Linked DNA regions of Homo sapiens: region 1 is linked to region 2. The links are chromatin contacts, found by Hi-C or POLR2A ChIA-PET in ENCODE. All regions are on one chromosome and are shown on one strand. The core of a region is the stretch at or near the end of the contact, and the rest is flanking DNA. Distances in the headings are between cores, read along the strand shown.

What was found. Hi-C counts contacts between places; a loop is a spot of excess contacts on that map. ChIA-PET counts read pairs that join two places held with the same protein, here RNA polymerase II (POLR2A). Pooled maps may share reads with other maps.
Region 1: a map of mammary epithelial cell shows a loop between it and region 2 (4-fold over the local background). The contact joins two enhancer-like sites. A Hi-C loop is called at or near these places in 4 of 168 maps with a recorded cell type or tissue (IMR-90, ascending aorta, endothelial cell of umbilical vein and 1 more) and 14 of 50 pooled maps. POLR2A ChIA-PET finds 5 or more read pairs at or near these places in 1 of 52 experiments (BJ).

Annotation. Positions count from the first base shown.
Region 1 is chr5:65,188,811-65,193,823 of GRCh38, forward strand. All of the region lies in intron 21 of ADAMTS6 (ADAM metallopeptidase with thrombospondin type 1 motif 6), which reads right to left. Among named protein-coding and RNA genes, the nearest start is that of ADAMTS6, 290 kb to the right of the region's middle. Within about 2 kb of position 1,666, at least 3 of the 41 ENCODE cell types and tissues checked have a DNase peak (open chromatin) inside an H3K27ac peak, as active enhancers do; they include mammary epithelial cell, where a contact is called at or near this core.
Region 2 is chr5:65,032,225-65,037,177 of GRCh38, forward strand. No RefSeq gene overlaps it. Among named protein-coding and RNA genes, the nearest start is that of CWC27, 270 kb to the left of the region's middle. RefSeq lists enhancers at 1-608, 3,290-3,806 and a silencer at 3,367-3,416. Within about 2 kb of position 3,572, at least 41 of the 41 ENCODE cell types and tissues checked have a DNase peak (open chromatin) inside an H3K27ac peak, as active enhancers do; they include mammary epithelial cell, where a contact is called at or near this core.

The DNA of each region.
Region 1 (5,013 bases), core at 416-2,915, 150 kb after region 2:
AGAAATAGTAGGTATTTTTATTATTATCACATTGAGGCAGGTTCTCCCATAATTAAAAATTTTATGCTAAAACCACTCTAAGGAAGCTGAGGATTTGTTTTTCAATTTCTAGAAATAAACCTCTATGAAGATAGGATGTGAATGTCCTTACAAGGACAGAGAAGACCAGGTATCCATCCTGAGAACATGGGAGTCTTAAAACACCTTCGGCAAGAGCAGAGCTCTGAGCTAGCTCTATGAAAACAGGCAGATCTCTTGTTTCAACCTTTTGGCTCCTAAAAACAGCTTCTACACAGCTAATGTGGAAAGAAATGCAAATGTCTTAGAAAAAAATAACATGTCTCACATTTGTAGGTATACTACACCTTTACCCTAAAGTCATAAACTTTCACATACATAATTTCAGGGGGTTTGTGGTTTGTTTTGTTTTTTTTGCAACACTTCTGCAGGATTCACTCTTCTGGACACATTAATTAGTCTAAGGGATGTAACTCATGATCTAAATCAGATCAATGAGAATTCTGGTTTAGAATTTTTATATCTCAACTGGAGCAAAAGGGACCCTTTCCTTTCTGGTCACAAAGGTGCATAAGATGATGAGTTCAGAGCTGCAGTGGCTGGGTTCCCTGTCAAGTGAAATTAGCTGATTTCAAAGAATGCACAGGAGCTAGAAAGCCTGGGTGGTGTGTGAGTCCTTGATTCCAGCCATTTCTCAAGCTAGGTTCCCCCTTACACTTCCCTCAGCTGTGTTACGTAAATCTTATGTGCTGAAGCCAGCTCAAGTTGAAGTTTTGTTATCTGAAACAAGGGTCTTGACTGACATATTGTATTTCATTTATTAAATATTTGCTGAATGTCTACTACGTTCAAGGCATTGTGCTTTGTTTTATAGAAGAAAGTAAGATCCAGTGTTAGGAAAACAGTTCTCCAAAATCGTGAAAAGAGCAATGATGGAATCAGGACTGGATTCCCCATTGATTGCTATTTCAATCGAAATTCATTTTAACATTGCTGAATAGTAAAATATAGGTTACAAGCACGGGATCACAAGACATTTTCTTCAATCCATAATTATAAATCATGCAGTTATTCTCAATGAACATGCTCATGCTTTTAGGTGGGAGACTCCCAAGAGAGAAGAATATGGAAAGCTTAAGAGCAAATTTCTCACTGTTTCTGTGAGCATAGCTCCATTGTGCCAGTTTTGTATACGGAAGATAATACTTTAGTGAAGTCAGAGTACTAGTATCCTAAATTTGAGACTGCATTAAGCCAACACTGGCCTTTGTTCATTATTATTCGTATTGTCTTTACTTATAAAGAAAACCAGCATTTAGAAATATAGTTAGCCAGTTTTTCAAATTTAAATTATATTTTATCAACATCTACAAATTTTCAGCCTAAAATTCATTTAAAGAATGATGATTTAATTTTGAATTTAAAAAATCTGACACAAACATTTTTTCTAAGTCATTTTCCAAGGGAGATTTAAAGTAATTTTCATATTCTTTCCTTTCTGTTTTCCACAGATGAACATGATCCCCAGTTGTTAGTACCATTTTTGGTAAGGAGGAAAATGTGTACTGAAAATAATACTTGCATGCCAGCCATAGTGAAACTCTGATTCAACTTTGCAACAGTGATTTCATCACCAAGATTAGGGGATAAAACAGAAATGTGTATTACAGTCACAAAAAGTTCAGTCACACAACCTCCAGCCATGATCTCATTAGTTCTCATAATGTAAGAGGGATGGAGGCCTTCAAATTAAACACAGGTGTCCCGAGTAACCACAATGATTCAGAAGTGTTGCAAAGGGTCAGGGACACCTCTGTCTTTTTATTCTTTGTCCCCTCTTCCATTCCATCTCTCCTCAGAAACTTAACCTAGATGTATCACTCTAGCCTTTAACTTGGAATATATGAAATCAGAAGTATTAATCACCCTCCCAATTTCCTTTCTGACTTTAACTCTCATTTCAGGCTTCACACTCAGTCCCTGTTGCATCTTTATTGCTCATCGTATCATCCCTTCCCATGTCTCTCTGAAGGATTAAATCACACCCTAGTTATTTAAACAGTTTTGCAATTCTACCACTGCATCTGCTTGTCTCAGTTTCTCCACTCTCCCATCTAGTTTAAGACATACTGCTTTCCCTTGTCTTCCTTCTCCACGTATTTGACCCTCTGATGGCATTCTTTCTCTGTCTTCTTTCCCTCCTCTAGACTTGGTGGCAAAAACATGAATACAGAAATTCTCTCTGGGAATATAAATTGCCGAATCGTTATAGCTGGAACAATTCTGGGGCTGTTTCTTTCTGAGCTTTTCCCAATACACAAATTGTCTTTATCTTCACAAGTCCTTCATAGCTATTAGACATTAACAATTAGTGGGATTCATGTTCGAGTGTCTGAAATAAGAGTGGCTTGCTGCAGCCTCTGTAATCTGACCTACAGTCCCGATCTCTTATTATTACAAAAAATAGTATAATTTGGAGAAGGGAATAAGAGAGACAGTATAAAAAATTTGCCCCAACCTTGGTAAACCAGAATATTTTTGAAGAAATAATCATCATAAAACCAGAATATTGTTTTTGCTTTTTAATTTAAAGGAAAATGGCAGAGCATATGAAAATAAACTGATATTAAATATTAGGATTAAGAGAGAGATTTCCTAGGCTTTGTCCCAGAGTCAAGGGTCTAATCATCAACTCTTTTTACAAACACAACATAGCAAAATTGTAAAAATCTTCAGAATTTGACAATAATATCTTTACTCAAAGAGAAATTCATTTATATAAATTATTGTCTACTTACAAAGATAAAAAACTTTCCTACATTTTAAATTAACTTAAAAAAATTTCAAAACAAAAAGTTGTTAAAAAAATAAAAAGAATTTTTTTTCATTTCTCAGCTAATTGGAAAGTGAAACTAATATTAAGCAGAACACTGTATGCCCTAAACATTATACAGTCAAGGTTTTTCTAAATTTTTAAAAATCAACATAATAAACATCTCTGAAGTTGTAGCAACTGAGAATGTGTCAATGAAGCAAGCAAAATTAGATGTATCAAAGTGCCACCAGACATTTGATTTGTACCTTACCAAGCTGGTGATGTCTGATGTAATGGAAAAAACATCACTGGATATTAGCATACCTCAGTCTGTGAAATGATGGGAGTGGACCTAAATAATTTCTATGATTCTTCCTAGGTCTTAAATTTTGGAGTTTTATAGATGACTCTAATGAATTTTTTTCTAAGCTTAAAATAAGAGATGACAGTTGTCCATGGGTGAGGTCCAATGACTCAGAATAATGGTTATTAAACATTATACCTTAAAATATACCAATTAAATAAAACCTAGCCACTGGATAAAAATTAATCTCTTCCCACCCTAAGTTTCCTTCAGCACTTTTGCTTATAACTCTCTTATTGTACTTAACAGATTTTGTCTTGTACTGTAGTTATTTTTGTATATATTTGCCCAATTAGATTACCCTCAGGAAAGAGAACCATTTCTCCCAAAGTACAGTGTCTTCCAACTTGAAGTTGATTAATAAATGTTTTTAAATTCTTGGTCACAATATTATTAAAATGAATAGTTCTCTTGTTTTCACCTCTCTGGTTTTCACAATTTTAAAAACCACAGTATCATACAGGAATAATATTTATCACTCAAGGATTCTTCACATGAGGTCATATGCAGAAATACTCTTGCTATTAAAACACGGCATGGTAAAAACTTAACTCAGCCTTTCTCTTTGGATTCCAACTTATTTTTTTTTCTTATGGTTGGGGATTAGCTTCTTACCAATCATATCCTTTAATATTAATTCCTTTCCTTTTTTTTTTTTCCAGTTATTTAAGGCTATGTCATGGATCCCACTACTTTCATTCATAGTCACTTTACTACCTTGACTACTATACTCTTTCTTATAAAAAGAGTTGCTGCTATGAACATGATAACTTTCCCCAGCAAGGACTCCTCTGGGTCTTCAAAGTCTTCCAAATAAACATAATATTATTTCTCTATCAATGCCTGTTTTGTCTATTTTTCCTAGTCCTCCGTCATTTTCTCTATAAGGACAAATCTTACTGTTCTCCCTTTTTGTATACTGTACTTATAAATTCTCTCAATATAACTAAAGACATTTGAAATATTTCATTATTTGAAAAAATACTTTCTGATAAAAAATACGATTTAGAATTTTAAACTAATGGTATAGGGAAAACAATCGTGATTGAAAATAAGTATAGATCCCTTCCTCAAATCAGGCAAAACATTTCAGATAGATCAATGTTTACATTAAAAATAAAAAAAGAAACTTTGAAAGTATAAGAGTGGGGAAGACCTTTCTAAACAGTGTACCAATGAAGAAATAAAGGTTTGACAGCTTTCTTAAATAAGATTTTCTAAATTTTATCAGTAAAAATAGATCAAAACACCATAAATAACATGGAAAATAGACGACAAACTAGGAAAAAATATTCAGAACACAGATAAAAGAGTTCATATCCTTAATACATTAAGAGTTCATTCAAATCAATAACAAAATAATAAATACTTCAATAGAAGTATTGATAAGTAGTTCAATAGGACAGGCCATGATGATAAAAGGCAAAAGAGAAGTAGTACAAACAGCCACTAAACATAATTTTTAAATGTTCAGTCCCATCAGCAGTCCCATATATGCAAAATAAGACAGCAATTAGATATCAGGGCTTTTCCCCTATAAAATAATGAAAGATTATTTTTAAAATAATAATAACGACTGTTGTTCACTTCCAGGAAAATGGCATTCTCATAGACTGTTAATCGGAATATAGATTCACACAATCTTTCTGGAAAGTAATTGGACAATGTGATCTCAAAGACTAACATGTGCTTCCATTTGAACTATAAATTATTTTCTTCTTTATTTAGCATATATAATTATAAAGAACAGTTTCAGAAGCAAAAGTGGTTAATGCTGCATTATTGCAGGGGATCAAAATAAAAAGTACAGCCAAAA
Region 2 (4,953 bases), core at 2,322-4,821:
TGCCTGAAGAACCTCCATGAAGTAGACTCTATACAGGAAACAATTCCATCTTCCAGAGTGAATATTCACTCATTTGCTTTTCCAGCCAGGAGACTGGAAGAAGCCAGCAGGCAATGTAGTCATTTGGTAATGTTCTTCCTACTGCCAAGATGGATTAATGCTGGGAGACCTTACAACGGGTGAGTAATCGGTAGTGCGTGCAGGCCCTCGGAGATCCCTGAGGTGTGATTATTTTCATGCGTACATTTCTGTCGTCATCCTCCAAAGGGTGCTTTGTCATTTCCTTCACTCTTTCCTCACTGGACTCTCAAGTCTGTATTACAAGGATGACATGATTTCCAAGTCATTGCCAATCTCCTCAAACTGAGTTGGTGAGCACTTTAAGGACATTGCTAAAATGTGAGGGTTGTACTAACAAGATTACTCTGGTTTCCCTTTAAATGATTCTGGAAAAGTATGAACAGTTGTTTATTAAAATATGATTTAGAACCTAATCAACCCCTAGGTCCACTGCCTTGTTTGCTATGTTCCTACCTAATCCTCAGGTTGACATTAAGATGGCATGGACCTATTAAGATCTCAGACTATGAGCAACTACATTGAAACAACAATGTAAATATGTAAGATGTGAGTTTTAAAATTAATTGCACTTTGCATTTTTTAGCATTACTATCATTTACTCCCTGAGCTGCTCTCACCGCCACCACTCCAACTCTTCAACTTGTGTTCAACTCCCTTCTGGAAGTAAACAGGCCTGTGAAATGGGAAATCAGACATCAAAAGAGCTCACACTCTAACCTTTTGTTCAAGTTCTGTCCCTGCCACCAACTAGCTGGGAGTCCTTAGAGGATATACCTAAACTTTCTGAGTTTAAAGTATAAAATGATTAGCACAATGATCAATAAATGCTAACCACGACAGCATTAGTTTAGTAATGTCTATTATTAATATTATTTCCTCCTTCAGCCAAAGCTTGAGTAGTATAGAATCCTTGTCTAATATTGGGTTCCAGACTCCTATAAGCTTTACCTTACATCTCGTCTTTGCTGGCTGAGCAGGTAACCAAATGGATATATGCTCAGCAGAGCTGTGCAGCCATCTTGGATCCTCCTGTTACTCTCGCCACTGGTGGTTCTTGGACCAGAGCCCAAAACCCTCTCTCTGTGTTTTAGGTACCTGCTAAGCTTTTTCCTACTGGTTACTCAGGAGGTTAGATGCTTCTGTCCTCTTCCCAGATCCCTTCTGCTCTGAGTCCCCGGTATTAAGGCTATCTCCAATAGCAGGGCTAGAATTTTAGAAGACTGGGCCAAACGTATCTCTGAAACCTGGGAAGCTCTTAGCTTGATCCCTCAGAGGGCTCCCCAGGGATCAGTCTTCTACAGTTCTAAAAGCAACCCCAACCCCACGTATGCTGCGTCACCTAAGCTGGGTGCTGCTGCTGATTTGAGGTGGTCCAAGCCATAAGCCAGAGGCCCTGCTCTGGCTGATGTTAGAATCACTCAAAAACTTCGAAAAACACAGATGTCTGTCCCACTCCCAACTCTGGGACTCGATATTTTTTAAAGTTTCCTGGGTAATTCTGATGATGAATGCCAGTTTGAGAAGCTCTGATTTGAGCAGCTACCAAATATCCCTATCTATTCCTCCCATGTCTTGGAACTGGACTATCTTTCTGAGCTACATAAACCTGCTGCTGTTTCTCCTAAATCCTGTTAGTTGTTGACTCTGGTTACCATGAGCTCCAAACAGGTGATAGGGAATCAAGCTGCTGATTGTGGCTTAGGAGCCTCTTCTCCCCACACTCAGACCCTTGATCCCAAAAAACATTAAAGATATCATATTTCATCCAAAGAAATATAATCAAGCGAGAACAGGGGTTGTAGAATCAGTAGCAGCTAGTGTGGAACAATGGATGTGAGTTCAAAAGATTTAAAGGCCTGAGACTCCAACAGTGATCCAAAGCAGATAAAAGGCCCTTCTCCCTGCCAAGGCAATCTAACGTGCTGTAGCACTTACTGTACTGGTGAACTTCATGAAGCAACCCTAGTGAGACGTTTGTTTTCTAAGGGAAAAGAAAACAGAAAGATTGTGACAAGCCTTGATGTGATTAAAACAAATGAGCAGAGCAATATGTTTGTAGGTATTGTTGAGAGGTGCCGGTGCTGCCCACCTGGCCCAAACTCCAGCTCTATCTCCGTCCATCTCTGTGTTCCAGGTACTTTCTTACACCCTGCCCACTGGACCATGGGCCTCTGTGGTTCACTGGTTAACACTTGCCTAATCAACTAGACAAACACAGGACGGGACAGCTGGGCGCTGAGCTGCCAGGGCACATGTGGGAGCTGCTTCAAGACTGACCACGAGGCCAAATTAATCTAAGAACCTGTTGCAAGAGCAAATGCTGTGAAGGCAAGATGGAGGTGTCCCTGGGGGCCCAGTGGCTTCTCAGTGAATGGGCTTCCATTCTTCTTTTCTGCTTGACCAGCCTAAAAACAAGAGGCTGGCCTCACAGAGGATTCTTCTTAGAAGATATTGCAGAGCCACTTATAAGACCAACGTATTTCACAGCCCAATATCCTTACTGACATCTCAGACCACCCCTCTCCCCACCTTCTTTTAATCACTTTCTTTTCTCCTCCAGGGCACAAACAGCTTTTATGCAAATTATCTCTCAGGACAGGTGTGAGGGCTTTCCGCAAAGAAAGACTGATCGCATCCAAGGTCCTTTATCCCTTAGAGGGCTCCCCAGGGACAAGCAACCTGTTCTGCCCCAGGGCTGCCGGACGCCCAGTTTTCCTGCTGTCTCTCATCACAGGGGCGGTGGGGCGCGCCCGCCTCCAGCCTGGCTCTGGACCCGGGGCCCCGCCACCTCCCAGCAGCGGGCGCAGAGAGCCTTCTGGTTACCCCCGAAGCTGAGGATTGCAGTGTTCTAGCAATGGATGAAATCCTTTTTAACCGACTGTAATAAAAATAAGATTGTGAATAACATGTGACTATAGACCTCCAAAAAACTGGCGGCTGTGAAACCCATACTTTAAGAAGCATGGCCTCTCTCTCGAAGTGGCTTCCAGTGACGGTCCTGGATCTACTTCACCCTTTTTGGCTCGGGTACTGGAACAGGTCTCGGCCAAACTACTGTCTCACCGCCATAGTGATAATCATCTTTAAAAGCACAGCTAGTCGGTGCGCGACCACTGCGCGGTACAATAAGAACCTGTCGGGGAGGGACCACGGCAGGCGACTGGGAGCTTGTGGACTGCCAGGGTCTGGAGCGGGCCCGGCCATCCCGCCGCTGCGCATGCGCCACCCAGGCCGCTGGCCGGAGAAACCTAGTGGCGGCGGGAGGCGGGAGGCTGGGAGTACGCGGGGGAAGCTGGAAGCGGGAAGCGGGGAGACGCGAGGTGGGGGCGGGGCGCACCGGCGTCCCGGCTGGGCGTGACGGGCGAGACCCCAGCCCGGTCGCGGCGTCTGAGGTTGCAATCTCGTCTGGGGCACTCTCGCGCCTCGCCCCTACCCGACTTCTTTTCAGGGATTAGTTCTGACTTCATGATTAATCAGCACTTTCTGGTTTCCTTAGGGTGACGTCATCTCTGCTCAGAGATAAAACAGGCTCCTTTTTGAGGGTTGCGGGCAGCCTGGGGGCCCGGGTCCGGGAGGCTGTCCCGGGGACTGCGCCCCGCCCACAGGCGACAGCCAGATCGCGCTGCCGGCCCCTCGAACGCTGGGTTCCCTGGCCACAGCGCGTCTTGTTTATTGCTTTTGCGGACTGGTTAAATGCAAAAGCTCAAGGTTTTCTTTCTTTTTTCCGTAATTATAAAAGTAGGACATGCTCTTTTAAAGGGTGGAAAATTACGAAGAAAAAAGTAATCACCCAAAGCCCCACCCTCTAGACTCAACCTCTGTTAACGTTGATGCATTTCCTTCCTGTCTCCCCCCACAACCCCCTTTCTTTGCAGCAGATCTTCAGGTTTTTAACGTCATTTAGTCATGTTATATCATTTTGTAGCCTACCTTTTTCACTTATATTGTGGCAGAAACTTTTTTGTGCTTTTTTCAAACATTGCTTTAAAGATCATAAAGATCTACTCCTTTAGTAGAGGTATCATCAAGTACTTAAACACTATTTCCGTTTATGAGCATCTAAGATGTTCTCAGTTTTTACTAGTGTATGAGGTAGACCATCCCTTCACCCTTACTTACATTTGCCAGGGTTTGATGGTTGGTGGAGCATACAAGCCCAAACTAAAAATTTGATCAAATATATGTCAAATTGTGAGCAAAACTTGAAAGCTTCTGCTCTTTTCTATATTGCTAATGATAGAGAACCTGGGCAGAAGCTGATTATTTGCAGGATGAGCTTTTGTGCCTGTGAAGGAAGGCCCTGACCTGAATGGGACGTGGAGAGTTTTGCAGTGGAGATGGAGGCTGGTGGCAGAAGGCAGAATGAGAAAGAGGGGCCAAAGAAAAGAAAGTCAGCTGGCGCCTAAAGGAAAAACTCCCCATGAAGATAAATGGCTGATGATTTTTGGAACACTGATGTTGAACATGCTAATTCTGTTAGTCCAAGCTCCAGTCTCCTTGTTTCTTTTACTAAAAAACTAGAGAAGTACAGGAGAAAGAACTGGGCCTAAATGAAGAGAGAGTCACACTATTTAGTGCATTTTCTGCCTTCTAATCTGTCCCCCTTCTCTAAAGTCCTTTTCCCACTTCATGAAAGGGTAATATAAGGTTTCCGTAAGATTCTAGATATCCAGGATAAGCAGAGGACATGAACCATCCAGATCTTCTCCCTCTCTCTTTTTTAAGATGGGGTCTTGCTCTGTCACCCAGGCTGGAATGCAGTGGCGATCTGGGCTCACTGTAGCCTTGACCTCCTATGCTCAAGAAATCCTCCCGCCTCAGCCCCCAAGTACCTTGGACTACAGGCACACACCACCACGCCCGGCTAATTTT